Regions from separate parts of the Homo sapiens genome. Here all the other regions are linked to region 1. The links are chromatin loops, found by intact Hi-C in ENCODE. Cell type or tissue: heart left ventricle. All regions are shown on one strand.

Region 1 (4,000 bases):
CTTTGTGGGACCAAGGGCCAGGACCCAAGGCCAGCCAGGCCCCTCTGTTCACCCACCTACCCCAGCTCAGCACATACCGCTCAGGGCCAGTGGGCAGGAAGCGCGCATGTCCTGCCCAATTTCAGGTGGGGCATAGTGGGCGGGTTCGGCCCACTCATGCAGCCACAGAGCTTTCCTGGAGTTTCCTGCCCTCTGCCAAGTCCAAGTCACCTTTGCCCGCATGCCAGAGGGGAGGGCAGGGCAGGGGCTGAGGGCCACGTGGGCTGCTGGCTGCTGGCTGCTGGCTGCTGAGCTAGAGTCAGCCAGCCAGAGAGAGGACGGAGCTGGCAGCCTCAGGGGCACACGTGTGCAGGCATGTGACCATCCACAGAGAAATGCATAATGCCCTTACGTACGTGTGCCTGTGCACACCTGTGAGTGCCCTTCCATGCACACCACACCCTCCTACATGGCCGCTATTCATGCACACCCAGTACGCGTGTACACGTACACACATTCATCCGCACACACGTCTGCTCGCACCCATCCCACCACCATGTGCACGGGCTTGAGCGTGTGTACCCAGACCCACACCTGGATGCACAGATGCTGAGGGCCGGGAGCCTCTGGACCAGCTCAGGGTGTCGGGCCCGGTTGGGGCAGACAACTGGCCGCAGTCCACACCCACATGGTGGCTGAGCCCTCGGACACTTGTGGGCCTGTGGGTGATCTTTCTAATTTTTAAATTTCTTTTTGAGATTGAGTCATGCTATGTTGCCCAGGCTGGCCTTAAATCCCTGGGCTCCAGCGATCCTCCTGCCTCGGCCCCCAGAGTAGCTGGAACTGCAGGTGTGAGCCACCGCACCTGGCTGGGGATGCTCATGGTAGTTTCTCCTCACAGGGGCACTGTGACAGGGCCCAGGAGTCACCAGGCCTGCCCCTGCAGCCACTCCCCACAGATGCAGCGGGGAGGGATGGTCTGGGGGCTTGTGTCTGGTAACTCCAGCACCTGATGGTCACCCAGCCCACACCAGTGCTGTGTGACCTGGCACCTGCTCCATCCCTCGGCCACAGAGTGGGGAGTGAGGTGAGCTTCCTGGCAGTTCGGGGAGTGAGGCAGCGCCAGGCTGGGTGAGCACTCCAGCGTGACCCCCCCACTGCCCAGGCCCCTGGAATAGGGGACAGCAGACAGTCCCAGGCTCCCCCAACCCCCAGGTGCCTTCTGTTGCCCACGTCTGCCCCTCTGCCAAACAGGCCCCTGGTCAGCCCAGCCAGGGTGGGTCAGGAATCCTGGGCCTGGGCTGAGCATTACTGGGGCAGCAAGGGACACCTGCAGGGTCTCTCACTGAATGAGAGGTTCTGCGAGGGCAGATGCCGGGCAGCCCCTGAGGATGCCCCCACCCCTCCCTCTGCCTCCTGCTCCCCATCCCCCACCCCTCCCTTCACCTCCCCCCCATCCCCTCCCTCCACCTCCCAGCCCCTCTTTCCACCGTCTGTCCCCCAGTGTCCTCCAAGACACTGACAGAAGCCCTCTTCTAGGCCTGCTGCTGCTCTCTGGTCCTGTTCCAGGTGGGGCAGGGGCTGCTGCATGAGGAGCTGCTGGGCCTGGGGCCAGAAATGGGGGCTCTTTTGTCACTGTCTAGAGTCTGAGTCTGCCACCAGGGACTGCCACCCGCTCCCCTGGTTTGAGGGAGTCGGGCAAAGGAGTGTGGAGCACGCCCTTCCCAGCCCCCACAGCTGGGTGATGGTGGGTGGGGGCCGCCCTGTGGTTCTCCCATGGAGCTTGGAGGTGGTAGCGAGACACAGCAGGCTGACGTGGACCCGCTGAGGGATGGGCACCCGGGATCCAGGCTCCTGCGGGACCGGCCTGCCCAGTGTGTCCGGGAGACTCGGCTGGCCCGCCCCCTGGCGGCCACGGGCGGCACCATCTGGAAGCGGACATTTATGTTCTTGGGACACTTGGCCTTTTCCCGGGTGATGAAGCCCACCTTGCACCCCATCTGGTGAATCCGGAGGCCACGAAGATGCCTTTATGTTCTTAATTGTTGTATCAGGTCTTTGTTGAATCTTGGAGCCCTGCCTGGCTGGTGGCCCCCAACCCCACACAGCAAGGCCTTCTCGCCTTCCTCCTCGGTCCTTCCCTTTCAGGGTCTGAGGACCCCTTGGCCAAGACGGTGGAGACAGGCTCGGAGGAAAAGTAACCCTGAGCCTTGGGGGCTTCAGGAGATTACCTGCCCCTGCAGCATCCCAGTCCCTGTCCCAGTCCTGGCACCAGAGACCTTAGTGGGGCCCTGGACACACCCCAGGCCTGAACATCCCAGCCTCCTCTGCCTGGGGTCTAAGACCTTCACCAGCAAGGTGAACAGACGGCTGGAGGCCTCAGAGTGCAGAGCTCTGCCAGACCCACCTGCCACCTGTGACTCTAGAAAGCCCTCAATCCTGCCTTCCCCTGCAGGACTGGTCCCCAATTTCTGCATCTCCAGGGGCATCCCAGGACCATCTGGGGAAGCAGGGCATGCACACGCCCTGAGGCAGCCCCGCTTCGAGTCCCCTGTCTTGTGTGAGGACAGATGGCCCTTCTCAGGCCTTGAGTGCCAGGACCCTCTGCCCTCTCCAGCCTAGGTGCGCCTGCTCCAGGGCCAACACCCTCCAGGGTCCCTTGGCTGTCCGCCCCCACAGGGCTCAGCCACCCTGCAGATGTACCCTGGCCTCTTGGGAGGCACCGAGGGGGGTCGGTTGCCTCCGTCTCCAGCCTGTACGGAGTCCGGGCCCAGGACTCTGCGTCCTTCCAAGCTCTGATGCTGTGTTGAGCCCACTGCCTGCATGGTTCTGGCCGGCGGCTTCCTGGGCCGTCAGTAACTGTCCCTGCAGCCTGTACTACGTGTCTGGAGGACTGGCAGGTCCCTGGGGAGACCGGGGCCTGGGCTAGGCTGGTAAGAGGTGGCGCCGGGGGCAGGCCCCAAGGCTGCAGTCAGTGCCTGAGGCTGGCCCAGGCCCTTCAAAGGGGCCGTGGGCGGAGGCAAAGAGGAGGTTCTGTGTGGTTTTCCTGCCCGGAGAGGAACCTGGCTCAGGAAGCCATTGTCCCCACACAATGAGCACGGCTGGAACTGTGAAGTCAGGGGCGCTAGGCTGGGGGACCCAACCCTGACCTCAACCCGACTCTGTTCCATCACTGATGCCCCCAGGACTGACACCCCAGCTCACCCTGGACAGGGAGGAGCCACAGCTGGGGTCGGGGCACTCCTGAGCAGTCCGGGGGGCCTCGATTGGGGAAGTGCCCGCAGCTCAGGCCCGCTGACAGGCAGGGAGGGAGCGTTACATGTACCCACTTAACAGCAAAGCTGGGACCACAGAGGCCCAGGAGGCCCTAGCTGGACTGAGATTGGGATAGGAGGCCGGGCAGAAGGCCCAGTCACACCTGCCCAGGGGAGGCAGTGCCCACTCTGCCAGACGATGTGGGGACCCTCCTTTCCTTTGCGGCCGGGGGCCTCTGCACCAGCCCGACTGAGTCATTGCTGCCTCCCTGTGGACAATAACGTTGTCTGCCAGGTACCCGCCTTGGTGGAGCCTGGGAAAATGACCCCAGCCTAACCCGGCCGCCAGCACACCTCGGGGGCTGGCCCCCATGGCTCTGCTCCAGCCTTGACCACCCACCCATTGAGCTGAGTTGGCCGCTGTGGGGGTCCTGGGCGGCAGTGCAGGGCCGGACTGCAGGTGCCACAGAACCTGGCAGGTGGAGGCGGCACTGTGGGCTGAGGCTGAGCTAGGGTCAGCACCTGCAGGCCACAGCCTCGCCTGCCTGGGGTCCAGGAACACACATGCTGGGAGACATGTACCCAGCATGGAGACGATGTTCGAGCTTCTGTCTCTGTGCTCTGCCCCCGCGGCGCCCGGAGGATGGGGAGTGGCTGCCATCCCCACACAGCCCACCCTCCAGGCCTCACCCCTTCGGACTTCCCCTCCCACAAATCCCTGACCGGAGCATTCCCTCCAGCTGCACGTGGGGTTCTGGAAAATGCGT
Region 2 (4,000 bases), 150 kb before region 1:
GGCCCGTCGCCCCAGGGGACGGTGATGAGGGGTGCCCGTCTCCCCAGGGGACGGTGATGAGGCGTGCCCGTCTCCCCAGGGGACACTGATGAGGGGGGCCCATCACCCCAGGGGACAGTGATGAGGGGGGCCCGTCTCCCCAGGGGACAGTGATGAGGGGGGCCCGTCTCCCCAGGGGACAGTGATGAGGGTGTCGTCACCACTGGTGAAAGACTCACCTGCAAGGAGAAGGTCAGGGCCAGGTCTGTCTCCACTTGTCCACTGGGGGGCAGCACAATCTCATGGGACCGCAGGATTCGTTTGGAGCCCTGTGATTAAGCAAGACCTGTTCTAGCTCAAAGGACTGCATATCAGCAGGAAACCAGGCAAAGACACCGTGACTCCTGCACTCTAAAACTGGCAGGATTGCAGCCCTGCAGTCTGGGGGTGGTAGGCACAGGCTGGGGTAATTCTCAGAGGTGCCCTGGCATCTTTCCCAAGAACCTTAAAAACATGGAGACCCTTCGGCCCACAGGTTCCACCTCCAGGAATCTGCCCTAAGACATGAGAGAGAAACCAGGAGCGGCTCCTGCTGAAGTTAACGCGATCACAAAACAGATTCCACGGCCAGGTGCAGCAGCACCTGACTGCGCTGCCCAAGTCTGTCTGGCAGAACAAATCTGGAGGCACCAAGCCTCTTCTGGTTTTGGTTTTGAGAGACAGGTCTCGCTGTGTTGCTCAGGCTGGACTTGAGCTCCCGGGCTCAAGCAATCCTCCTGCCTCAGCCTCCTAAGTAGCTCAGCCTTACAGGCATGTGCCTCCATGCTTGGCTTAAAGCATTTTTTTATTTTTTGTTTTTATTTTTTGAGACAGGGTCTCTGTCACCCAGGCTGTGGGGCAGTGGCTCGATCTCAACTCACTACAGCCTTGACCTCCTAGGCTCAGGCAATCCTCCAGCCTCAGCCTCCCTAGCACCTGGGACTACAGGCATGTACCACCACAAAAAAATATACAATAATTTTTGTATTTTGTTAAGAGACAAGGATTAGTCATGTTGCCCAGACTGGTCTCCAACTCCTGAGTTCAAGCAATCCACCCTCCTCGGCCTCCCACAGTGCTGGGATTAGGCATGAGCCACTGCACCTGGCCTAAAGCATTTTCTAAAAAGAAGAATGATCAGGCCTGACTGGTCCTCTCAGAAAGTAAAACATACAGAGATACAATACTTAAAATACGGAGATGCTGTCACAAAAATGAGGGTAGTAGAAGCCTAGATGTAGGTGCAGGAAATGCATGAGCACCTGAAAACACAGTTCATACCCAGTGAGCTTCAGGCCAGCAGGAGACATCACACGCACCTGCTAAATGGATAACGAGTCATTTGCGTGAAAGACAACAGGACCCCAACCGCAAACTTTATATCAAAATAGATTCCTAATGGATTGAACGTGCTTATCGCAGTGCTGTTTTAAATGGGACCATCCCAACAAGGATGAGCTTGGGGACCTCGTGCCCCGAGAAACAAGCAGCCGCTGCGGGGTCCCAGGCACAAGGTTCCCGGAGGCCGGCGCGCGGGACACAGTGGATGAGAGGTGCCAGGTGGCTGGAGGGCGGGCGGGGGTCCAGGACAGACAACGGGAGCCCGGGGCCAGCCCAGGTTCGGGTGGGAGCAGCGGGGCCTCAGGACAGGTGCGGGCGGCCCGCATGGCCGTACTCGGGCTCCATGAGACGTCCATGGCGGACTCTGGTCCTCCCCTTGTGCTGGGGCCTCACGTGCAGCGTGGCAAGAGGCAGCGCGGCTCTCCTCGGCCAGCCCTCCTGTCCCCTCTCCTCTCCCCAGCTGCCCCTGCGTTGTGGTCTGGACTCTCCCTGCTCCTCCCCTTGACCCTTCAGAGATGTTTCCCTGCAAATGTGCTCTGCGTCGGGTCCCTCTTAGCATTCCCCCCTCAGAGGACCTGCAGGGACCCAGCTGTGTCGGGAAAAGGACAGTGTGTGCCACCAGCCAGTGAGGCGAAGGTGCACGCCAGAGAAGGCTGAGGGGCAGGTGGGGCTGCGGGGCCAGGCTGGCTGCTTCCCCCACAGGGGGCCTGGGCGGAGAGGACACCCCAAGAGAAGCAGATGAGGAGCTGGGGTGATCAAGGGAGGCCAAGGGCCACGTGGCTGCTGAGCTGGGGTGGGCAGGGAGGGCATGGGCAGCCAGTCCATGCGCTACACAGAGGGGCTGGAGAGGTGGGGCTCTGAGGGGCCCTGGGGCCAAGCTCTCGGTCAAGACACAGGCTGGGGCAGGACCAGAGACAGGCAGAGGAAGGAATGGGGCCAAGGAACAGGGTCAGTGTGGGGTGGGGCCCCATGCCAGAGGTTAGAGGTCAACAGCACCAGACTCAGAAGTCAGTGAGGGGTCGACTCTTGCCTTCATGCCTTTCTGCATTGCTCTGAAGACCCAATGAGACCCTGACCCCTGCCCCCCAAGCCAAGAGGTCCAGACACAGCCTCACGGCCTGGTGGCAATGGCCCACAGAGAGCTCCCTGTTCCCCAGGGACGACCCGCAGCCAGACTGCAGCAGGTACTGGGCACCCTGGGCATGGCCACACCCATGGGCAGGACAGGCGGAGAGACGCTTCCATCCTGCTATCAGCCACGCACTCCTGGAAGTTCTTGGGGTCCTGCTATTAGCCACGCGCTCCCGGAAGTTCTCGGGGTCCTGCTATTAGCCACGCGCTCCCGGAAGTTCTCGGGGTCCTGCTATTAGCCACGCTCTCCTGGAAGTTCTCGGGGTCCTGCATTAGCCACGCTCTCCTGGAAGTTCTCGGGGTCCTGCTATTAGCCACGCTCTCCTGGAAGTTCTCCGGGTCCTGCATTAGCCACGCACTCCTGGAAGTTCTTGGGGTCCTGCTATTAGCCACACGCTCCTGGAAGTTCCTGGGGCAAGGCCCCACCACCCGGGGAACCTGGCCACCAGCACACGCCGCAGATGTAGGCTGCTGCTAATCCACGAGCATGTTCAGCGAGGAAAAGGGTTTCTCCAGACGTTTATTTAAGATGCAGTAGGTTTCACATAGTGGCAATTGACTGGGACAGACAACAAGCCTCAGGCCTCCTCGCACTCAAGACCCAGTGCTTGGCTGGTGACCTCAGCCACACTGGCCGAGGCTCAGGTGCTACTCTGCAGGTCGGGGAGACCCGGAGACCCCGTGTCAGAGCCACAGCAGGTGTCAAGAATCCGGCCAGCTGCAGGGACCTGTGTGGGGCCTTGGACATGGGCTCCAAGGGCAGGGCCCCATCCTCGAGGAGCTGATGGGCTGGGGTCAGGAGCACAACAGCCACTGAGACCCCACCCTGTCACGCTGGACGGCCACACAGAAGGACACTCCTGTATGCTGAGGACATGGGTGAGACTTGCCCATGAGTGGTGCCGGCTAGGGAGAGCCCGCTGGCGGTGGCCCTATACAGGCCACACACCTGGAACCGTATGACCCTGAAAGGGCAGGGGTGGCCCTGACAGTTGGCGGGGACACCTCCCTGTCTGGGCCACTGGGCAAAGGCCATGCTGCAAGGGTCATGGCAGCTCTACCCCAAGGAGGGGGCGGGGCCTGGGCCAGGCATGGGGAAGACACCAGCATGACCCCTCTGGAACCGCTACTTGTTCAAAGCCTTCGAGAGGTCACAGGACCCACTAGGGTCAGGAGAGAGGCCCTGGCACCAGGGGCTGGGAGTTCTGGCTAGGCCCTCGCCTCCCAGAGTGCCCTGCTCCCCTCTCCCACCGACGCCCTCCACCCCACAAAAAGTGGGCAGGAAGTGGGTGCTGAGTGCAGCAGGGAAGCCCTGGCTCCAGGTGCTTGGGGCCCGTCCATCACTGTGAGGTGACTCGAGGGCAGCTCTGCCCTGGGAAGGCCCCATGCATGTGACCTCCACATCCCAGAAGGCCGGGCCTGCCTCCCTTGTGCGGGACAGGACTGGACCCAGGAGCATCCTGTCATTCCCAGCCCCCCGGGCTCCCGGAGATGGCATGGGCTGCCCGCT
Region 3 (4,000 bases), 49 kb after region 1:
AAGGTGAGGGGGCCGCTGGGCTGCGTGGAGGGCAGGGAGGGCCTCGGGCAGGGCCCCGGGCACAGGCCTTGCGGCCAGGCTGGCTGCAGCTGTGCCTCTCGCTCCTCTCTGTTCGCAGCTGTGTGTAAACAAGGGTGTAATTTGCTCCACGGGGGATGCACCGTGCCTGGGGAGTGCAGGTGAGTGTGCCGCCGGCCCGTCTTTGCCCTCCCAACCTTTGCCCTCACGTCCTCACTGGCACACACAGCCTTGCTGTCAGGAGTCGCCCGGAGCTGGCTGGAGGTTGGGCACACAGCTGTGAGAGCCGGGCCCTGAGCTCGGGAGGCTCCTTAGTGCAGTAGGTGCGTGTCTGAGCATGGGATGTGTCTGATGGCGGCAGCCATGTGAGGACAGTGAGGAGAGACTGGGGAGGCTGGCTGGACAGTCACGTCACCGAGGGGCAGAGACCCGGAGGCTGCAAGCCACCCAGAGATGGGGCATGGGCAGAGGACACGGTAACCCTGCCCATGGGGAGGGGGTGGGCGGCGAGCGGCCGGCAAGTGACACCAGCAGGCGAGGGGCGGCAGAGCAGACCAGTGGTGGGAGCTGAGGCCTGCAGGACCAGGGACAGAGGAAGGGGCTGCTGGCAGGTTTGTAGCTGGGCAAGGTGGGTGGAAGGGCTGTGGTAGCTGTTGAGTGGGGAAGCACCAGACGGGAGGCTGTGAGGGGGAGGCCGCTGTGGGGCATGTGGGGGTGGTGGGGGAGGGGCCAGCGGGATGGGGAGGGGGTCAGTGGAAGGGGGAGAGGCGCACGGGTCCTGCAGACATCCTGGGGTGGAGCCCAGGGGTTTGTGGATGGATTTGATCAAGCAGGAAGGGTGTGGAGTCAGGGAGAACCCCAAGCTGCTGAGTAGCAGAGCCATGGTGGCAGGAGGAATGCCACAGAGGAGCAGGCGGGGCCGGGGTTAGCTGGATGTGGAGAGGCGATGCCTGCCCTGTCCCTGGAGACACCCAGAAAGCTCGTGGGAGAGGCCTGGCCTGCGCCACGCGGGGCCTGTGGGGGGTGGCATTCAGGCGGTGACGGGAAAGTGGGGAAGGCAGAGAGGAGGGAGGCCAAGGAGCAAGTCCCGGCTGCCACAGGTCAGGGCGGATGGATGAGGAGTCAGCAAGGGCCTCCACAAGGGAGTGTCCGGGGTCTTACAGCCAAGTCCAGATGGTGGAGGCCTCTGGACCCAGACCAGAGTGTGGGGGATCCAGCCAGGGGGGCTGGCAGCTTTGCCCTAGAGTGGAGCAGAGAAGTCAGCAGGGCAACCAGAGGGGCTGGGGCCCAGGGTCTGGGGTGGGCACGGGCTTCGAGCCGTGGCGCTCACTGTGCGTGAGCAAGCTGGGGAGCCCGAGAGAGGGGCGCGAGCGGGTGGAGAGACAGCAGGTGGAGGTGAGCACCGCCCTCCAGCCAGCCTTGGATTGCAGGGGTCCCAGGACCTCCCTCTGTGGAGTGGGTTTGCCTCCATGGGACGAGGACACTGGGGCACAGAGAGCCTACTGATTTCCCCAGGGTCACACAGCGTGGCGTTTTGGAGAGGAGTCGGGGAGTTTGGGAACCAGCTGAGTTGGGAGCCAAGGTGGGGAGGTGGGTGACCCTTCCACAGGCCCCACGGTTGAGTGGCCTGGAGGGTACAGTGAGGAGCTTTCCCGGCCAGTCCCAGAGCGGGGAGGCAAGCAGGGCTGGGGCCGCCCACCCGGTCACTTGCACACACAGGGATTCCCGGCAGGTTGAGCGAGTCCCAAGTCAGCTCAGAAAGTGCAACAAGGTGGACCTGGTCTGGGCAGATGTAGATGTAGATCTACGGGAGTCGGCCCCACTCACCCTCGCCTGGCCCAGTGTGCATCACACAACCTGGATGGCAGTGCCACCCTCCCTGGATGGCTGCTGGCTGGCAGCTTGAATGTCACACCAAGGCTGGAGGAAGGCAGCAGAGAAGTTGGCCATCCCTGCCCTTTACCCGCAGGAAGATGAGCCGGAGTCTGGGGGGCCTGGTGGGTGGGGGCAGTAGGTGAGCTCCGCCTGCCCCTCTTGCTGGCCCTGTCGGGGAGGCCCAGCTGTTGCTGACAGCCTCGGCTCAGGTTCCAGTGCAGGACGCCCCCCCACCGGATGCTGCGGAGATGGCCATGCCTTCCTGCCGCCGCCTCTCCAGGGCCCTGGGGCTGCTGGCTGGGGAAACCAGGAGGTGGGGGCCTGGTGTGGGCTGCCCTGCCCAGGGTCGAGAGCACGCCCTTGGGACCCACGAGGTCTGGGCTCTGAGCCCGGCTGTGGCCGCTCTCTGGCCGATGACCCAAGGTGTGTCACAGCCCCGCCCTGAGCCTGGGTCTCTGTGTCTGTGGAGGAGGGATTCTAGGCGGGATGTGAGGCCACCCACGCGGACCACTGTGCATGCTGGGCTGGATACTGGAGACACGTTCTTCCCGGCCTCAGTTTCCCCATTTGTGGCAGCTGAACTGGGCTGATAGGCCTTCGGTGCTGGCTGTGTGGCTTGAGGGCGGCTCAGGAAGGGCCGTGGTTCTTTCCTTTTACAAAAATAAAGTGTGGCGGGTGCCGGTGTGGAAGTGACGTGGCCTGGATGACATTCCCGTCCTGCAGGACCGGAGAGTTCTAGGAAGGGCCCCCCGGGAGTCCCGGCAGGGCCTGGATGGCAGCCTGCTGAGCCTTGGGGTCGTTGCAGGCTCTCTCCCCTGACGGAGGCACCCTCAAGTCAGGCCATGTTCTACCCTGGCCACCTGCCCTCTCCTGGGGGACTCCCAAGACAGGACGTTGGCCGATAGCCTGGGGCAGGGCGAGTCCTGGTGGTTGTGTCCTGGGGGGTGCAGCTGGGGGTGCAGCTGGAGCTCCTGCAGAATCAGGAACTACCCTGGGCAGGGCTGGCCCAGGCCAGCCTGTGGGCCTCAGTAGCCCCATCTGTGAGATGGGTACCTTGTGGGACTTTACTGGGAGCGAGCGAAATGACTGCCTTTGAGGTGGGGGCGAGGGCACGTGCTGTGCCCAGGGCCACATGGCCGAGGCAGAGCCAGGAGTGCTCCCCTGCTGCCCGCTGGCCTACCCAGCCCCTGGTGCCTCCCGGCCCTGGCAGCACCTTGTGAGTCCGAGCCGGCATTCTCATCCCCGGGGTCCCGGCAGGGCCTTCCTTTCCTGGTGCCTGCTCTCGGGGCCCAGCTCACGGGTGAATCCCAAAATAGCTCAGGGAGGAGTGACGGGACAGCTGGGGCTGACCGTCGGCAGCCAGCGGCCGGGAATGCCCGTGACAGTGGGGCTGGCCGGCAGGGCTGCAACCCCTGCCTGGCTGGGGCTGCTCCAGTTCAAAGGCCTGAGGCCGCCCGCCGGCCCTGGGTGTGGCGTGGGTGACTGTGCCTGGCTCCCCTGCCACCCTTTCAGGCACCACAGCTCACTGGGTCTTGCGCCCCTCCTCCTTCCCCCAGGTGCAGCTACGGCTGGCAAGGGAGGTTCTGCGATGAGTGTGTCCCCTACCCCGGCTGCGTGCATGGCAGTTGTGTGGAGCCCTGGCAGTGCAACTGTGAGACCAACTGGGGCGGCCTGCTCTGTGACAAAGGTAGTGGTAGGGGGCGGCAGGCCTAATGCTCTGCCATCGAAGTGTGGGTTGTGGGGGAGCGGGGGGCCGGCTTTTCCCCTGAGCATCCCACCCCTGCCCCCAGACCTGAACTACTGTGGCAGCCACCACCCCTGCACCAACGGAGGCACGTGCATCAACGCCGAGCCTGACCAGTACCGCTGCACCTGCCCTGACGGCTACTCGGGCAGGAACTGTGAGAAGGGTACGTGGGGGGCTGGCCACCCAAATTCTGGCCAGGCAGGGACTGGTTCCCTGGGGAGCCGGTCAGGCCCCATCCCTCTGGCGTCCTGTGTGGTGGGCCCCTGACCCCCAGCTTGGGAACCTGTGGGCTTGGGGAGGAGTGCTTGTGGAAAGCTGGGGGCCTGGCTGCCAGCTCTGCCCCCTCCCCGCGGTTCTACA
Region 4 (4,000 bases), 53 kb before region 1:
CGGAGTGGTGCAGAGCTGCAGCGTCCTGGAACCCTCCTCTCGGCCCACCCACCCTGCCTTTCCCCAGCCCTTGGTGGCCACTGACCTAATGCTGTCTCCATAGTTTTGCCTTTTCCGGAAGGTGTATGCTTGGAGTCACACAGGGTGTAGCCTTCTGGCCTCGTTCACTTTTCCCGTTGGTGTGTGTTGGCTGTCACGGGCGTTTCCCCAGGTAGTTCTTACTGCTTTCCTTTGGTTTCCTTTGATGTCACTGGCCCCACCCCTGCCGCCGGTCTTCTCATAGTGCCTCTTGTGAGGCTGTTGGCTGTGCTGCAGTCGGTCCTGCCCGTTGTCTCGGCCCTCTGGGACTGCCTGCCTTCAGATGCACCTTTGTTCACGGGCCTCACCGCTCACGTCCCAGCCGTCCTGGGGGTTCTGCTCTGTGTCGGAATGCCCCTGTACCCAGCCCTGGCACCTTCTTAGGGTGGGAGGCCTTGCTGTTCTGCATGGAGTTGCAAGAGAGGTCAGGGGCCTCCAGCCCAGGGCGTGGATGAGTGGGCTGGCGTCCTAACCATCTGATTGCTTGCGAGGTTCTTGCGTGGTGGGGCTTTGCTGCTCTGGTCCCGGGGATCTTCCTTTGGACCCCTGCTCTGGACTCCTGATCCAGCTCCAGGAGGTGTCCTTAGTGACTTCTCGAAGCTACAGTGGGCCCATGGGAGATGTGCACTTCAGCTGTCTGGCAGAGTGTATTAACCAGTGACTTGTGTTTGATAACTTATGTATCCATGTGAGTTTTGAATCACTTAGGACACATTCTTGGTCCTGTTTGTTCATCTGAGCGAAGACAGGTCCTGTGCGGGGTCCCCACACCTGTCTCTCGAGCGCAGCCCCCAGTGGCGCCTGCAGGCTCACCACTCACCAAGGGGGCCCCAGGTCTAGTTTTCTGTCTCTCGGGAGGACTGCCTGCCTGACGCCTGATAGGTGCTCAGCAAGTGCCCTTGGGATGGAGCATGAGTGCCACTGTCTCTTCTGTGCTGTGTGTGGGCAGCAGATCCACCATATGGTGGGCACCTGACTGGGCAGGCGGGTGTGTGGGGGTGCACGCTTTCTCCAGGATCAGATGGAAGCCCCCACCGTTTCTGGTTCCCCCGACCCGGCTCCAGGTTCCTTGCAGTCCCTTGTCCTGGTACTGGGTTCACAGAAGTCTCACTTGTGCCTGGGGCTGGGAGGTTCTGGTGAGGCCTGAGCGTGCCGCGCCTCGCTTCCATACCACCTTTCCTTCCTGATCAAAGGTGGAGCTTATATTTGGAGGGGCGACTCCAGCTCCCTGCAGGTGCAGTCCTGCGGTCCTGCCCATTTGAAGGTGGGCGAGTAACCTGAGCTTGCAGCCACTCGACAGGATCCTTGACTCCTGCTGCAGACATGCTCCTGGACCTCAGCGACCTGCTCCAGGTAGACAGCCTCCGTCCTGCATCTTTCCCCACCTGGGGTTGTGACCTGGGGGTTGTGACCAGGGTTGTGACCGGGGTGTACCCCAGGTGCCTCCACGCATCTCAGTGGCCGGTCTGTGCTGCCTGCCCAGTCAGGAAGTTTTGGTCTGTAGGATGAGGGGCCTTCATGACATGGGGGTCACAGTCCGAGACTTGTGGGAGTGTGGGTCTCCATGGCAGGAGGGCACCTGCCAATGCTGGGCACGGTTGGGTGTTAGCTAGGCCTGGGTGAACAGTGAACTTTTGTCCTACACAAAGGAGATTATTTTCAATTAAAAAATTTTTTTGTGAGTACCTAGTTTGGTATAGGAGATTATTTCTTTTGACCTTGCATTTTATTTATTTATTTATTTATGAGATGGAGTCTCGCTCTGTCACCCAGGCTGGAGTGCAGTGGCGTGATCTCAGCTTACTGCAACCTCTGCCTCCTGGGCTCAAGCAATCCTCCCACCTCAGCCTCCCAAGTAGCTGGGACCACAGGTGCCCACCACCATGCTCGGCTATTTTGTATTTTTAGTAGAGACGGGGTCTTGCTATGTTGCCCAGGCTGCTCTTGAACTCCTGAGCTCAAGCAACCCTCCCACCAAGGCCTCCCTAAGTACTGGGGTCACAGGCATGAACAACCATACCTGGCCTCTTGCATGCATTTTAAATTGTAGAAAAATCTTATATTACAGTCTGTTTGGAGACACTCACTTTCTGGGTACCACAGAAAGCACTTTCAGTTACATCTCTCTTTCCACATGACTGAACAAAGTGACAGAGTGGAAAGACCAACCCCAGGGACCCCTGTGCAGACAGGATACAGGGTGGGGGCACCGAGGCTCTGCAGGGACGGTGCTGGGGGCTGCACCACAGGTCCTTGGTGACCATGCTGCTGAGGACTCAGAAATATTGAAAACAGTTGTGACCACAGTGCAGAATTCATGTAGATTTCACTCCTCAAAGGGAGCTCTGTCCAGATCCAGGTGCCCACAGGGGTTCTGGGCACCCACAGGCTGTGCTGCCACCTCTGGTCCTCAAGGGCTTTCCGCCTTTGGCAGCAGCCCACAGTTAGGCTTCTGCCCGTGTCAGGTGGCATCTGGGGTCCTTGTCCTCCCAGCTGTCTTTATAAATGGCAACTCAGAAGCTACTGCTGAAACATTTTGTGGTCAAGCTAAAAATAGTCTGCTGGAATTGTGATAATCCAGCAAGTCCACATTTCAGATGCTCTCTGCTCAGTGCAGGGCAAAACCACATGACCCTGGTTCCAACCCCACGACTTCCCAGGGAAGATGAGTATGAGGGCCAGGGCCAGGGCAGCTGCTCCGGAAGTGGTCAGGCTCCTGGGGACTCAGATGGTCCCATGGCGAGCTCATGGAGTCTCCCTCTTGATCCCTGCCTTAGGGCAGACCCAGGTTGTTCACTGGCCTGGGCACACAGCTCATCAGACACCCACGAGGGCAGTCTGCAGGCAGAATCCACCTGCTGCCCAGGAAGAGAGATGGGGGGGGCAGCTGGCTGTGCCCCACCCTGACCTGCCCTCAAGGAGCAGCCACAGTTAGACTGTTAGCAAGAGAATTTCCAATAAATGGTCCTCATACATGGTAGCAACTCTGTAAAGAACTGCATGTATTTAGGCCGGGCGCGGTGGCTCACACCTGTAATCCCCGCACTTTGGGAGGCTGAGGCAGGCAGATCACCTGAGGTCAGGAGTTCAAGACCAGCCTGGCCAACATGGTGAAACCCCGTCTCTACTAAAAATACAAAAATTAGCTGAGCGTTGTGGCGGATGCCTATAATCCCAGCTACTTAGGAGGGTGAGACAGGAGAATCGCTTGAACCCTTGAGGTGGAGGTTGCAGTGAGTCACGATTGCGCCATTGCACTCCAGCCTGGGCAACAAGAGTGAAACTCTGTCTCAAGAAAACAAACAAAAAACTGCGGCCAGGTGCGGTGGCTCACTCCTGTAATCCCAGCACTTTGGGAGGCCGAGGCGGGCAGATCAGGAGGTCTGGAGATCGAGACCATCCTGTCTAACGCGGTGAAACTCCATCTCTACTAAAAACACAAAAAAATTAGCTGGGCGTGGTGGTGGGCGCCTGTAGTCCTGACTACTCAGGAGGCTGAGGCAGGAGAATGACGTGAACCCGGGAGGCAGAGCTTGCAGTGAGCAGAGATTGCACCACTGCACTCCAGCCTGGGCGACAGAGCAAGACTCCGTCTCAAAAACAAACAAACTAAAACAAAAAAACTGCACGCGTTTTGCACACATGGCTTTTTAAACGTGAGTTTCCATGTAAAGGCCCTTTGGAGATTCCTCACTTGCAGTGTTCAGGTCTCATTGATCCCTGTGTCTCTGGGACACAAGGTTGGGGGGTGTGGAGTTTGAGGTGGGCAGGCAGAGGCCAGCAGCAGATCATGGTTCTGCTGTGGCTTAAAGAGAGATGGTGGGATCAGGACGATCAAGATGCAGGGGCCTGGCAGGAACCCAGCACAGGGGCTGGGGCACTCATACATGACATGCGTGAGTCACACCTAGACACACTGTAT
Region 5 (4,000 bases), 65 kb before region 1:
TCCTTTTAACATTTTGAAATTTGGGCTGGGCATGGTGGCTCACGCCTGTAATCCCAGCACTTTGGGAGGCCTAGGTGGGCGGATCACGAGGTCAGGAGATCGAGACCATCCTGTCTAACACCATGAAACCCCGTCTGTACTAAAAATACAAAAAAAATTAGCCGGGCGTGGTGGCAGGCTCCTGTAGTCCCAGCTACTCGGGAGGCTGAGGCAGGAGAATGGCGGGAACCCGGGAGGCGGAGCTTGCAGTGAGCCGAGATCGCGCCACTGCACTCCAGCCTGGGCTACAGAGTGAGACTCCGTCTCAAAAAAAAAAAAAAAAAGTCCTTTCAACATTTTGAAATTTGTCATTTCTGCGTAAAAGTGTTTAAAGCACACGTGTGCCTTTAGGGACAGGGATGATGCAGAGTGCCCAGGCAGCCCACTGCAGGGCGAGAGACAGAGCCCACGCCCGCGTCCCTGCCCGCCCCGCCTGCTGTCTGCTTGCCCCGGCTCCACCCTGGGGTCCCACTGAGAGGCCTGCTCCGATCCTGCTCTCTTAGAAGCAGACCAAGGTCCTGAGCGAGAAGCTGAGCAGAGCCCAGGGTCAGCCCATGGCCCTGCCTCCCTTGTGTTTGTAGGAGCTGTGTGGGGACTGCTGTGGAGCAGGGCCTAGGGTGCAGGCCGGCACTGGGACCCCAGCGTCAGCAAGGTGGGGTGGAACCACGTCCATGCTGCTGCCTCACTGGGCCTCCTGTGGGGGGGACAGATGCCCTGGGACATGGGCCTTCATGGGGTGATGACAGGCAGGACGGAGAGCAGTCCTGTGGCACTGCCGGGGCTGCCTCTGAGTCTGGCAGGACCACCTTTAGCCACAAAGTTCCCACACGCTCCAGCGATCCTCCTACTAAGTGTGTGCCCAAGGGAAAAGAGTACCTGTGTCCCCACCGAGGCTCACGCACAGTGCTCACAGTGGCAGCATCCAGGAAGCCACCCCGTGTCCCCCACGCATTCTAAAATTAGATCCTGGTGGTGGTTGCTCAGCTCTGGGGATTTACGAAAACCCACTGCCCGGTGCACTGTGAACAGGCAGGTTTGTGGCACAAACTTGTACCTTATAAAGCTGCTAAGGACAAGACAGCTTGGAACAGGACTGTGCTCACGGGAGGCCGCACTCTATCCCCTCTGGCTGCTGGTGGCCTGGTGGGGCTCCCTTCAGCATCCTCAGAGGATGCTTCGGGCTGGTCTCGGGTAGCTGTAGCCCTCACTTCCCAGCCCACCCCTGCTTTGCCGGCACTTTAGAGGGAAGTGGGTCAGGCCAGGTGTAGCATGTCCCGCTCTGCCCTCCCTTCAGGTTGCGGGCAGCACCGTGCCCTAGGCCTGCCAGCCAGAGCCCCCAGACCCATCCTGGACACGTCTCCGTCTCTCACCGCCCTCCTTGTTTTCTCCTGCCCCTGTGCCTTCTCCCTCCCTGCTGACCTGCATTGGCTCTGGCCACTGTCCTCGCCTCCTGCAGCCCCAGCTGGCTGGCTGGGCTCATGTGCTGCCTCAGTTTCCTCAATAGCTCCACCCACTTCCCTTCCACAGAAAATCCACCCAGGAGAGGGTGTGTGCAGCCAGGCTCTCTTCTCCGAGACAGGGCTGCTTGGCCCAGCCCTGCTGCCTGCACAGCTCCCGTCACCTTCTGGACTCGCCACCTTTAGCCAGGGCGCAACAGCACCCACCACCCCACCTCCACCCTGCCGTCAGCAGGACGTGGAGGGTCCTGTGCAGTGAGCTTACGTTGTGGGGTGCATGGCCCCCACCCCAGGAGAGGCCCCCCAGGATCCTCCTATCGTATCGTCCAGCCCATGGGTGGGACCAGTGCCCTGAGCCCAGGGCTGGATACAAGAAATCCTCTCTCAGAAGGAACAAGGGCTTGATTTAAGAACATCCAAGCTTATTCCTCCTTCTGCCCACCCTTCATTGTTGCCCGATCCTCAGGTGTGTCCACTATCACCCCGAAAGTGCCGGGGGCTGTGCACACACACCTCCTCTCTTGGCCCCGTAGCCTGGTGGCTGACACAGCCAGTCCCGGATTCCTGGAGGAGGAACGGGGTGCTGCTGAGTCCCACTGAGTCTGGCAAGGCCCGGCTGACCCTAGGCCTGAGTCTGCTCCTGGCTCCCAGCCCAGGGAGGCTGCGTGGGCAGCAGGGCTGAGACACGGGACCTGGACATGCCGGGCAGAGACTCAGCTGGAATGAGCACCTCTGCCATTGTCGAGCAGGTAGTTTGTGGCCAGTGTGCTTTTCCTGGCTGTGTGTCTCGACTTGTTATTGCAGCTTTTGCCCACAGCTGGTTTGTGGGTCTTTGACATTTGTTCCTGTCCAGCCAGGCTGCCCTAGGCCTGCATGTGAGAGGGCATCTTGGGATGGTGACAGGCTGGTGAGCCCTAGAGGGCGTCAGAGCCCTGGGGCCAGCACTGTGGATGGTGCCATCACCTGTCCCCACGTAGGTCTGCAAAGAGCATGCCCAGCTTCCATGGCCTGCCAGCCTCAGCCTCCATGGCGTGCCTGGCCACGCGTGGGAGCAAGGCCTCTGCCGCCAGCCGCCACACTCCCTTCAGACCCAGCTCCTCTCTCAGGCTGCAGAACCGTCCGTTCAGGTCAGCAGGGGCCATGTGCATTCAGCTTATTCCATTCTGGGGTCTGGGATGGGCTTTCAGAGCCCACACTTCTCTGCCCCCCTGTTCTGGCCAGCACCTCCTTCTGCCACCAGGCCCCCTTGTTCCTGCTCCTCTCCCTCTGCTGCCTTCTCAAGGACAGGGCATTTATAACAGTTTAAGTGGTCAGAAGAAGGTATTAGGATGGCTGATGAGGGAATCAAATGGTGCACACATCATTAGGCATGAAGACGTTGGCATTTCAGGTCAGGCACAGTGGCTCACGCCTGTAAATCCCATCACTTTGGGAGGCCCAGGCAGGAGGATTGCTTGAGTCCAGGAGTTTGAGACCAGCTTGGGCAACATGGTGAAACCCCGTCTCTACAAAAGAAAAAGAAAACAAAAAAAAAAATCCAGCTGGTGGTGTGTACCTGTGGTCTCACCTACTGGGGAGGCTGAGGTGGGAGGATCGCTTGAACCCAGGAGGTCGAGGCTGCAGTGAGCCATGATCGCACCACTACACTCCAGCCTAGGCAATAGAGTGAGCCCCGTCTCAAAAAAAAAAAAAAGTTGCCATTTCAGACTTCCGAAAGGCTGACCTGGAAACACCGGCACACCCAGCGTGGGCCCATGTGGGCCCCTTGTCGGTGGTGTCTTGTTGCTGGCGTAGCAGAGGTTTAGCTGAGTTTTGTATGTTGACATTATTAATACATCATTCCTACCAAATTCAATTGTCGATCTTACTGTTTGAGTTTTGGAGTCTCTCCTTTAATGCACACAACTGTGTCTGCTGCTCATAATGCCAGTTCTGCTTCTTTCTTTTCATTTTTTTCATGAGACAGGATCTCACTTGATCACCCAGGCTGGAGTGCAGTGGCGCAGTCTTGGCTCACTGCAGCTTCTGCCTCCCAGGCTCAAGCGATCCTCCCACCTCAGCCTCCCGTGTAGCTGGACTACAGGCATACACCACCACCCCTGGCTAATTTTTGTACTTTTTGTGGCGACGGGGTTTTGCTGTATTGTCCAAGCTGGTCTCAAACTTCTGAGCTCAAGTGATCTGCCTCCCTCAGTCTCCCAAAGTGCTGGGATTCTAGGTGTGAACCCCCCGCCCAGCCTTGGTTCTTCCTTTCTAACCCACACACCTCTCATCTGTTTGTCCTGCCTTTTGTATGCCGAGGACTCAGCATGGTCCTGGGGAGGGAGATGTGCCTGGCTCTCTCCTGTCCTGGGAGGGGTGTTTTCTGCCCTTCGCTCTATGTATCTGCGGTAGACTTTTGTGTATAGGACTCTTTATCAGCTTGAGGATGTTACCTTGCTTTCTAATTTTCCAAGAGTTTTTGTCATGAAAAATACTGAATTTTATCAAACACCAATGTATTT
Region 6 (4,000 bases), 79 kb before region 1:
ACATCCCTCTTCCTCTCCACTGGCTGGTTCTCTGTGTCTGCCACCGAGAGTGTGCATGAAGACCTGGCACAGTGACTGGATCCGTCCTGTCCTACCCACAGTTTTGTCAGTTTTTTGTTTTGTCTGTTTCAGGGCTTCCTGGCACACACGTTTACAGTTCCTCCAGGTGGGGGCTGGGGCTGCGCTGCCCAGGGGCCCTCCTGACCTCAGGCTGCCTGGGTTGGGGCCCAGCTCTGCCCATTGCTTGTGGTGCCACTAGGCTATCTCCTTTTTTTCTTCTACTGACTTCAAGATTTTCTCCATGTGAAGAGCTTTGTTCTCCACAGAGAATGTAGTCTGTATTTTCCCAAAAACTCGCGGTATCTTTACTAGAGTTGGTCGTGCCTCAGACCTATACAAATTGCAAAGAGTAGTGTCGGTGCAGACGCGTGCATTGCAATAGGATTGGAAACCAACAACAGAGAAAGAGAAATGGCTCATCTTACCTTTTCAAAAGCCTTTTAAATACCTTTGGTTCAAGAAAGAAATGAAAATTGGAACATACATGCTCCCTAATTAGGGGTGAGTGTCAGTGAAGGTTGTGACCTGCAGGCCCAGGAGGCCCCGTGGACCCCACTCACTGTGTGGGGGAAGCTGCGGGGCCCCCACCCCTCTTGAGTCTTACTGGGGATGGGTGGTTCTGGGGGACCCTATGCTGATCTTTGTACCTGGGTTCCCACCTGAGGTTCTGCAGCTGCAGCCTGGGTACCTGCAGCATCAGGGGCCATGCCCTGCTGCCCACTCAGTGAGCTCTCCCACCCGCCTGCCCCGGGCCAGGCACCGCTCCTGCCTGGGTGGGGTGTGGGGCTGAGGGAGGCCATTGGTCCAGCCCCTGTCCTGTTTCCTGCTGACTTTTCGCCGGAGTCGTCCCTTTTGCTGCCAGTCAGGCCCCCTGCTGTGGCAGTGATGTCCTCCTCTGCCTTGGCTGGCTGGGCCCGCCGTACCTCCTTGCTGTCGAGTGTCCTGGGAGCATGTCTGTGAGGCAGATCCTAACGTATTTTTCAAATACTTCTGGAGACACAAGAGGGGATTTTGGCCCATTATAACTGGCACATTTCTGATGCTTTGGGCTCTTCCTGCCTCTTATTTTGTATTTCGTATTTATCTTACCTTTTGTTTGTTTGTTTGTTTTTTGAGATGGAGTCTCGCTCTGTCACCCAGGCTGGAGTGCAGTGGCGCGATCTGGGCTCACTGCAACCTCCGCCTCCTGGGTTCAAGCTACTCTCCTGCCTCAGCCTCCCGAGTAGCTGGAGTTACAAGTGCCCACCATCACGCCCGGCTAATTTTTGTATTTTTAGTAGAGACGTGGTTTTGCCATGTTGGCCAGGCTTATCTCGAACTCCTGACCTCAGGTGATCCACCCGCCTTGGCCTCCCAAAGTGCTTGAATTAGAGGTGTGAGCCACTACACCTGGCTGTATTTATCTTACTTTTAAAAAACCCTTTATTTTGATTGATTGATTTATCATGGGTTATGTTTGTTTAAATTTTGTTTATTCTCCTTTGTTCTCCCCATACCGCCTTGGTTGAAGTTTTCATATCAGCCCTGGTCCCGCTGCAAGCTTGGCCCACGGCCTCCACTCCCGCCCGCCACCCAGCCTGCCAGGTTTGGTGGAAATCTGTGAATGTAGCTTCCGACTGTTACTGTTTTGGTGAAGTCTTGATTGCCTTTCTTAGAAAACTGCAAAGATGGAAATAAACTCACGGGCCACCCTTCCTGCCCGCAGCGACAGTCATGTTCTGCGAGGACTCTGTCTCCTCTGCTTGCCTCCGTGCACCCTGCGAGGTCACAGGCCCCTCCTTTGGTTTGCTGGGGACACGCTGAGACTGTATTTAGAGAAAGGGTCTGGGAGAGAGAAACTCCTGCCCCTTCCCCCTGGGATGGTTGCCAAGGGGTTGAGACAGGCACCCCATGGAATGTGGGGAGCATCTGCTCCGGGTCCACCAGCAAGAGACGTTGAATGCCAGTGTGTTTTGATCTCTGTTTTTAAAATCTCAGGCCTTTTGGGATGATTTCTTTGATGTTCTGAAGCGACGGTTCTGAAATGCCGCTAGGTGGGGCTCTCTTCATTGACCTGATGAGCCTTTCGTTTGGGACGCGTTTCTCAGGGAAATTCTTTTTCTGTTCTCTTGGTCTGTTTTTCCTAGTATAGCACGCATAGTAAAGTGCATGAAATGTGCTGACCTTCCATGAACCACCTGACAAATCCACATGAGTCAGGCCTGCAGCAGCTCAGAAAGCACCTGCTGCCCACTGGCTTCACTTGGTTTTCTGCTTCATACAGTGGGAATCATATAGAAAGGAATTTAAAAAAAAAAAAAAGACTTGTAATTTTTAGAGCATTTTAGGTTCACAGCAAAATGGATCGGCAGAGAGTTCCTGTAGACTCTGAGCACCTCCCACCACACAGCTTCCCCTGACCCCGTCAGTGCCCCCCTCCACTGTGGTGCACGAGCTGCAGTCAGCCGCCCCACATCGACTCATCAGGATCACGCAGGCTCTGTCCACACACCCGGGCTCAGGATCACGCAGGCTCTGTCCACACACCCGGGCTCAGGGTCACGCAGGCTGTATCCGCACACCTGGGCTCAGGGTCACGCAGGCTGTATCCACACACCCGGGCTCAGGATCACACGGCCTCCACCTCACACCTGGGCTCAGGATCACGCAGCCTGTATCCACACACCCGGGCTCAGGGTCACACAGGCTGTATCCGCACACCTGGGCTCAGGATCACGCAGGCTGTATCCACACACCCGGGCTCAGGATCACACAGGCTGTATCCACACACCCGGGCTCAGGGTCACGCAGGCTGTATCCACACACCCGGGCTCAGGATCACGCAGGCTGTATCCACACACCCGGGCTCAGGATCACACGGCCTCCACCTGCACACCTGGGCTCAGGATCACGCAGCCTGTATCCACACACCCGGGCTCAGGGTCACGCAGGCTGTATCCACACACCTGGGCTCAGGGTCACGCAGGCTGTATCCGCACACCTGGGCTCAGGGTCACGCAGGCTGTATCCACACACCTGGGCTCAGGGTCACGCAGGCTGTATCCACACACCCGGGCTCAGGGTCACGCAGGCTCTGTCCACACACCTGGGCTCAGGGTCACGCAGGCTCTGTCCACACACCTGGGCTCAGGGTCACGCAGGCTGTATCCGCACACCTGGGCTCAGGGTCACGTGGGCTGTATCCACACACCCGGGCTCAGGGTCATGCAGCCTCCACCTGCACACCTGGGCTCAAGATTATGCAGCCTCCACCTGCACACCCAGGCTCAGGGTCACGTGGGCTATATCCGCACACCCGGGCTCAGGGTCACGCGGGCTGTATCCGCACACCCGGACTCAGGATCACGCAGCCTTCACCGCACAGCCGGGCTCAGGATCATGCAGCCTCCACCTGCACACGCAGGCTCAGGATCACACAGCCTCCACCTGCACACGCGGGCTCAGGATCATGCAGCCTCCACCTGCGCACGCGGGCTCAGGATCATTCAGGCTGTATCTGCACACCTGGGCTCAGGATCACGCAGCTTCCACCACACACCCAGGCTCACGCTGGGCGGTGCGTGTTCTATGGGTTTAGATGAATGCGTAGTGACGGGTAACCACTGTTACAGTTTCATACAGAGTGCTTTCAGAGTCCTAAAGATCCCCTGAGCTCCACCCATTCATCCCTCCTTCCCCAGCCTCCAGCAACCATTGATCTTTTCACCGGCGCTTGGTCATGTGGTCGTAGAGCTGGAGTTGCACACTGTGCATCCTTTCTCTGTGCAGCCTGTCACTCAGCCATGGGCATTTAACTGTCCTCCAGGTCTCTGCACAGCCTGTGGCCTCTTTCTCTTTAGTGGTGAGTAATATTCCACCGCCTAGGTGCGCCACAGTTGATTTATCCTTTCACCTGCTTGCTGAAGGGAATCTGGGCTTGGGCGATTATGAGTGAAGCTGC

Evidence for each region. Hi-C counts contacts between places; a loop is a spot of excess contacts. Peaks named below come from ENCODE experiments on the same cell type or tissue, not always from the same donor. Only the 100,000 strongest peaks of a DNase experiment are listed, where the experiment ranks them.
Region 2: a loop joins it to region 1, with 7 times the contacts of the local background. A loop is called at or near these places in 100 of 110 quality-filtered maps.
Region 3: a loop joins it to region 1, with 3 times the contacts of the local background. A loop is called at or near these places in 10 of 110 quality-filtered maps.
Region 4: it touches region 1 in a loop (4-fold over the local background); 25 of 110 quality-filtered maps call a loop at or near these places.
Region 5: it touches region 1 in a loop (5-fold over the local background); 20 of 110 quality-filtered maps call a loop at or near these places.
Region 6: it touches region 1 in a loop (5-fold over the local background); 72 of 110 quality-filtered maps call a loop at or near these places.

Annotation. Positions count from the first base shown.
Region 1 is chr14:105,201,043-105,205,042 of GRCh38, reverse strand. No RefSeq gene overlaps it. Among named protein-coding and RNA genes, the nearest start is that of NUDT14, 22 kb to the right of the region's middle. In heart left ventricle, CTCF peaks have their summits at 1,891 (motif pointing left) and 3,511 (motif pointing left); DNase peaks (open chromatin) are centred at 285, 1,852 and 2,916; H3K27ac peaks cover 2,569 bases.
Region 2 is chr14:105,348,686-105,352,685 of GRCh38, reverse strand. It overlaps PACS2 (phosphofurin acidic cluster sorting protein 2), which reads right to left. Exons shown (of 25, transcript NM_001100913.3): 3 at 219-308. Among named protein-coding and RNA genes, the nearest start is that of PACS2, 36 kb to the right of the region's middle. In heart left ventricle, CTCF peaks have their summits at 58 and 258 (motif pointing right); DNase peaks (open chromatin) are centred at 275, 1,865, 2,495, 3,505 and 3 weaker places.
Region 3 is chr14:105,151,741-105,155,740 of GRCh38, reverse strand. It overlaps JAG2 (jagged canonical Notch ligand 2), which reads left to right. Exons shown (of 26, transcript NM_002226.5): 4 at 1-3; 5 at 119-179; 6 at 3,450-3,580; 7 at 3,684-3,803. Among named protein-coding and RNA genes, the nearest start is that of MIR6765, 2.9 kb to the right of the region's middle. RefSeq lists an enhancer at 152-750. In heart left ventricle, no CTCF peak of the experiment used is centred here; DNase peaks (open chromatin) are centred at 2,210, 2,650, 3,320, 3,780 and 1 weaker place; H3K27ac peaks cover 2,618 bases.
Region 4 is chr14:105,253,949-105,257,948 of GRCh38, reverse strand. It overlaps BRF1 (BRF1 general transcription factor IIIB subunit), which reads left to right. Exons shown (of 18, transcript NM_001519.4): 4 at 1,400-1,431. Among named protein-coding and RNA genes, the nearest start is that of BTBD6, 7.4 kb to the right of the region's middle. In heart left ventricle, a CTCF peak has its summit at 2,495; no DNase peak of the experiment used is centred here; H3K27ac peaks cover 875 bases.
Region 5 is chr14:105,266,498-105,270,497 of GRCh38, reverse strand. The region is part of intron 3 of BRF1 (BRF1 general transcription factor IIIB subunit); the gene reads left to right. Among named protein-coding and RNA genes, the nearest start is that of BTBD6, 20 kb to the right of the region's middle. In heart left ventricle, a CTCF peak has its summit at 2,399; a DNase peak (open chromatin) is centred at 2,121.
Region 6 is chr14:105,280,106-105,284,105 of GRCh38, reverse strand. All of the region lies in intron 2 of BRF1 (BRF1 general transcription factor IIIB subunit), which reads left to right. Among named protein-coding and RNA genes, the nearest start is that of BRF1, 19 kb to the left of the region's middle. RefSeq lists an enhancer at 538-1,079. In heart left ventricle, CTCF peaks have their summits at 1,877 and 2,082 (motif pointing right); no DNase peak of the experiment used is centred here.